Linked DNA regions of Homo sapiens: region 2 is linked to region 1. Evidence: chromatin loops called from intact Hi-C (ENCODE). Cell type or tissue: B cell. All regions are shown on one strand. Links, peaks and the distances in the headings refer to the core of each region. The heading gives the core; the rest is flanking DNA. Region 1 overlaps GARRE1 (granule associated Rac and RHOG effector 1). Region 2 overlaps LSM14A (LSM14A mRNA processing body assembly factor).

Region 1 (2,919 bases), core at 125-2,624:
GGCAGTTCACTTTGTGTCCTAAAACCTCCCTTCTATAAGTACTCTGCCACCAAAAAGTTCTTTTATTTTTTTAAATTATTATTATTATTTTTTTTTTGGTAGAGACAAGATCTCATGCTGTCCCCCAGACTGCAGTGCAGTGGTGTGGTCATGGCTTACTGTAGCCTTGAACTCCTGGGCTCAAGCAATCATCCCACCCTGGCCTCCCAAGTAGGCGGGACTACAGGCATGTGCCATCATGCCTGGCTAATTTTTAAGTTTTTTGTAGAGATGGAGTCTCACTATATTAGCCAGGATGGTCTGGGACTCCTGGGCTCAAGCGATCCCCCTGCCTTGGCCTCCCAAAGTGCTGGGATTGCAGGCGTGAGCTACTGTACCTGGCCCAAAATTTTAAGTTAATTGTAGGGTGGCATACTGTGTCCTGAAATTAATGGTAATTTATACACATATTTTCATTTCTATCAAACAGTAAACCAGAGGCTCACTTTCTGTAAGATTTTTGTGTTACTAAATTCTTTTTTTTTCTTTTGTAGTCAGTGTTCTGCTGAAATGTGTTCCTGAATTTTTTTTTTTTTTTTTGAGATAGTTTCGTTCTTGTTGCCCACACTGGAGTGCAATGGTGTTGTCTCGGCTCACTGCAACCTCCACCTCCTGGGTTCAAATGATTTTCCTGCCTCAGCTTCCTGAGTAGCTGGGATTACAGGCACCTGCCTGCATGCCCAGCTAATAACTTTTGTGTTTTTAGTAGAGATGGGTTTCACTATGTTGGCCAGGCTGGTCTCAAACTCCTGACCTCGGGTAATCCACCCATCTTGGCCTCCCAAAGTGCTGGGATTACAGGCGTGAGCCACTGCACCCAACCCTGAATTCTTAAATTTTTCCAATTCAGGCTGTCATTGGAAAATGTTAAAACTTAATCAGAATTCTCATTTTGAAGAGTTTGAACTTTTGGATAGTTGGGTGAATATAAACAGTCAGTGCAAAAATGGCTAACACTTGAGTTTGTTTTGAAAACTCTCCCTGTGGGGTTGATTTCATTTGTAACTCATTGCACCCCCGCAAAAAACACCTTGTAGACTGTGATTTCTTGTAGAGGTGCCCTCTGCTGGGTGCTTTTGGTAATTTTGCAAAATTTTAGTTCTGTTTTTTTTTTTTTTTTTCAAATTACAAAATACTGTATGTGCTTGTTGGGAAGAACACAAACAGAAATGATTGCTTTACTCCACCTGGAGAAAAAGGATATTGCTATCCATCCATGCTTTGTTTCACCAAATATTTACTGAACACTTACTGTGTACCAGACACTGTTCTGGGCTCTGGGAATTTAATTATGAGCAAGACACACAGGGTCCCTGCCCCTCATAAACCAACTTGAGAATAGAGAAGGGGGAGACAGCTGTTAAGTATAAGAGATGAGTTCAGACACAGGCAGGCGTATGATGGAAATGAGAGGAGAGTGCCATTATATGATAGAGAATAAGTAGGATAGAGATTCGGGGGAGACTTTTAGACGAGTCAGTCTGGAAGAGGGTCTGAGGATGTGACATTGGATTTGAGAGGAGCCTGTCATGCAGAGAGCCGATGGGGAACACACTTCAGGCAGAAAGAATGCCAGTGCAGAGGCCTCAGGAGTGACCCAGCATGGAAGGAGATGTGCTAGGTGGTGATGAGGATGGGAAGTTGTAGACGTCAAGACTTGCAGGGCCCTTGAAGGAATTGGGTTTTTATCTAAGAACAGGTAGAGGGTTTTAGGCAAGTCTTGGTGATTTGTCAACAGAATGGGTTTAGCCACTTAAGGGCATTTTATTGATCAGCTCAAGGCTGATGAATAAAATAAAAATGCCAGTTTGTTGATTGTTGATTTTTCAGAAAGATTAATTATCATCACCAGGAGCTGTAGTACTCTTTTCTACATGGCCAACAAATGCTCTCCTAGTGGGCAAACATGTGACAAGCCAAGTCACAACCAGACTTGGCTTGGGAACAAGAGCAAATGTGTCCTGATTATCAGTGATTCCAGATGGAGAGAATTGGGTGCACTGAACCTTGGGCAGGCTCAGCTGCCAAGATTCTCTCTGAGGAGTCCAAGGTCTAGCTGGGCACTAGCAGAGCTTGCGTTGTTGTTCACCCTTTCCAGGCTTCTGAGCCTGGCCGGCTCTCATTTCATTCTCTGATATATTTCTTCCCAAGTCAAAGTCATGTTAGGGAGTACTGCTACCTCCTTGAGTGACTTTGTAAGTGTTGAGTTCACCATTTAGCTTCCAGAGTGCCCAGGATCTGGCAGACATCATCTTCCTAGTAGACCTATGCTGCTCAGACTGTTTTCCCTCTCAGAAAAGGGCTCTTGGCCAGACCAAGTGGCTCACACCCGTAATCCTAGCACTTTGGGAGGCTGAGGCAGGAGGATCACCTGAGCTCAGGAGTTTAGGACCAGCCTGGGCAACATAGCGAGACCCCATCTCTACAAAAAAATTAAAACATTAGCCAGGTGCGGTGGCACACGCCTGTAGTTCCAGCTACTTAGGAGGCTGACATGGGAAGATCGCTTGAGCCCAGGAGGTCGAGGATAACAGTGAGCTTTGATCACACCACTGCACTCCAGCCTTGAGGATAGAGTAGGACTCTGTCTCGAAAAAAGGTTGGGGGGCTCTTGGTGTAGGTACCCTGAATGGACGGTGGAGACCCAAATGATGAGAAGCAGTTGGCCATACCAAAATCTCAGGAAAGAGAAATTCGGGCAAAGGCAGCAGCAAGAGCAAAGGTCCTGAGGTGTGGACAAACCCATCCAGGGAGGAAGAGAAGGCCTCACAGCTGGGACAAGGTTGAGGGGCTGGGCACAGAGGGCTTTGAGGGCTGTGGTGAGGGTTTAGATTTTATTTCAATCACGATGATATCCCATTGAAGAGTTTTAAGCAGGGG
Region 2 (2,919 bases), core at 101-2,600, 120 kb before region 1:
AATGTTTAGAAATTTTGTGTGAGCTATTCTCAGTCTACATATTAAATATTAGTGAAACTTAATTTTTTATTTTGTATAAAAAATACAAATACAATAAAATATATAGAGAGACCTGTAAGCATTTCTGTTGTTGACTGTTGAATCTAAAGAGCACAATAGCAACATCTGTGCTAAACCAGCTATTACATATTGAATGTCCTTTGTATATATTCTTTATTATCATAGCTCCAGGTGCTCCTTCAGCTCCAAGGAGAGGGCGTGGGGGTCATCGGGGTGGCAGGGGAAGATTTGGTATTCGGCGAGATGGGCCAATGAAATTTGAGAAAGACTTTGACTTTGAAAGTGCAAATGCACAATTCAACAAGGAAGAGATTGACAGAGAGTTTCATAATAAACTTAAATTAAAAGGTAAGCTTTGATTTTTCTTTTCAGAAAATAATCTTATTTGATCTGTGAATTACAGATGTTTCTCAGATTAGGTGTTTTTATGTAATTCAGATTAGCTGTCTTGACTTTTCTGATATGTGCTTTTGTTCTTAGAAGATAAACTTGAGAAACAGGAGAAGCCTGTAAATGGTGAAGATAAAGGAGACTCAGGAGTTGATACCCAAAACAGTGAAGGAAATGCCGATGAAGAAGATCCACTTGGACCTAATTGCTATTATGACAAAACTAAATCCTTCTTTGATAATATTTCTTGTGATGACAATAGGTACAGTTTTTAAGCTGTTCTTTTATCTTATGATATTGATTGAAGTGTAAAATGGTTTCATGTAAATTCACGAGGTTTAATGAATACTACCATAATTGTTTTGTTTTGTTTTGAGACAGTCTTACTCTGTTACTCAGGCTGGAGAGCAGCAGTGCAGTCACAGCTCACTGTAGTCTCAAGCTCCTGACCTCAAGCAATCCTCCCATCTCAGCCTCAGTAAAGGGGACTACAGTTGTACACCACCCCACCCGGCTAATTTTTTTCATTTTTTTGTAGAGATGGGGGTCTCGCTATGTTGCCCAGGCTAATCGTGAACTCCTGGCCTCAAGATCAGCCTCCCAAAGTACTAGGATTACAGGCGTGAGCCACCACACCTGGCCATAATTGATTTTTTAATGTTTTATTTGCTAAAAGAAAATATATACTAAAGTTCTAAATTATTCATTCAAAAGAAGAAATAACCATATACTTTTGTTTAAGGATATATTCATATTTGAATATTAGCAATTAAAACAAGCATTTAGGTAATGTCTAAGTAGGACCTTTTTTTCACCCCTGTATGTTACAGTTCAAATGAAGCCAGAACCGAAGTGCTAATCTACTTTGAAGTTTGCTGGTACCATAAAACTGCCAGATTGTAGTAAATGTGGGTCCAGAAAATTGGCAAATTATTGAGAGGTTAATTAAAGGACCCAGTGTGAGGAACTAACAGTTCTAGAGGTTCTCCTGCCCAATCCAAATTGTCATTGTCCTTGTCCTTTTCCTGGCTGAAGTTTGGTGCCCTCTGGTGGCAGTTGTTTGCTTCAATATAAACATGGATGGACATAATTCTGAGTCCCACGATTGGCTGGATGACAGCAGCAATAATTCAGATACTTCTTGGGTTACTTGGTATCGGGTCCATAGATTGGGCCAGGAACATAATGGGGACCTAAGGGCCCACCTTCCATCTCCTAGCTTCCCAAGACAAGGCCTCCCTGTCTGACTTTACCTTCTTTTCCCTTGGGGCTGAGTGGAAAGCGAAGTCAATTACCAATCTCATTATATCTGAATTTCCATTATTTTGGAGCTGTTACTATGTTTATCAGGTGTATTTGCAAGAAACTAATGTCAGTCATGTGTTCACATGAAGTTTAACAGAATATTACAGGAACATATTGAACTCATATGCCATGAACAACTCGTGATAACTTAGATAAGATGCTTTTTTTTTTTTTTTTTTGAGATGGAGTTTCGCTCTTGTCACCCAGACTGTAGTGCAGTGGCTCGATCTCGACTCACTGCAACCTCCACCTCCCAGGTTCAGGTGATTCTCCTGCCTCAACCCCCCAAGTAGCTGGGATTACAGGCACCTGCCACCATGCCCAGCTATTTTTTGTATTTTTGGTAGAGAATGAGTTTCACCATTTTGGCCAGGCTAGTCTCGAACTCCTGACTTCAGGCGATCCGCCCCCTCGGCCTCCCAAAGTGCTGGGATTACAGGCGTGAGCCATCACGCCTAGCCAAGATGCTTATTTCTAATTAGCTTTAGTAATTACTTAGGCTTAATTTGGGAGTAGCACTGCATATTTTGGCTGAGGGATATTCTTTTAAACCTGATATGCTGAAGATTATTTGCTTTTATAATAGAGAACGGAGACCAACCTGGGCTGAAGAAAGAAGATTAAATGCTGAAACATTTGGAATCCCACTTCGTCCAAACCGTGGCCGTGGGGGATACAGAGGCAGAGGAGGTCTTGGTTTCCGTGGTGGCAGAGGGCGTGGTGGTGGCAGAGGTGGTACCTTCACTGCCCCTCGAGGATTTCGCGGTGGATTCAGAGGAGGTCGTGGGGGCCGGGAGTTTGCGGATTTTGAATATAGGGTAAGTGTTACTGTTAATAAATTCTTTGGGGTTGACATGCATTTTACAAGACTCAAAACATTTTTACTTGTTTTTGTTTTGGGTGAATTGTTTTGAGGACATTAGAATAACTTCCATTTTGACTTTTCAGTAGAGGATATACGTGATTCAGATGTATATATAAAGACATTATACAAAAAAAGACAGTATAGTATCACCTTTATTTCATGTTAACAGAATATACTTTTAACACCCAAAGAGTCTATCTAGGAAGCACATACTCCCAGAATGGAAGGGCAAGCTTTAACATTTAATAGCAGTTAACATTTATATAGTATTTACCAAGTAACAAGACATTGTTTTAAAT

Evidence for each region. Peaks named below come from ENCODE experiments on the same cell type or tissue, not always from the same donor. Only the 100,000 strongest peaks of a DNase experiment are listed, where the experiment ranks them.
Region 2: it touches region 1 in a loop (7-fold over the local background); 37 of 110 quality-filtered maps call a loop at or near these places.

The regions. Positions count from the first base shown.
Region 1 is chr19:34,335,908-34,338,826 of GRCh38, forward strand. The region is part of intron 8 of GARRE1 (granule associated Rac and RHOG effector 1); the gene reads left to right. Among named protein-coding and RNA genes, the nearest start is that of GPI, 28 kb to the right of the region's middle. In B cell, for the core only: CTCF peaks have their summits at 1,097 (motif pointing left) and 1,306; a DNase peak (open chromatin) is centred at 1,104.
Region 2 is chr19:34,219,166-34,222,084 of GRCh38, forward strand. It overlaps LSM14A (LSM14A mRNA processing body assembly factor), which reads left to right. Exons shown (of 10, transcript NM_015578.4): 7 at 226-408; 8 at 541-712; 9 at 2,342-2,573. Among named protein-coding and RNA genes, the nearest start is that of GARRE1, 34 kb to the right of the region's middle. In B cell, for the core only: CTCF peaks have their summits at 1,505 (motif pointing left) and 1,706; a DNase peak (open chromatin) is centred at 1,496; H3K27ac peaks cover 855 bases.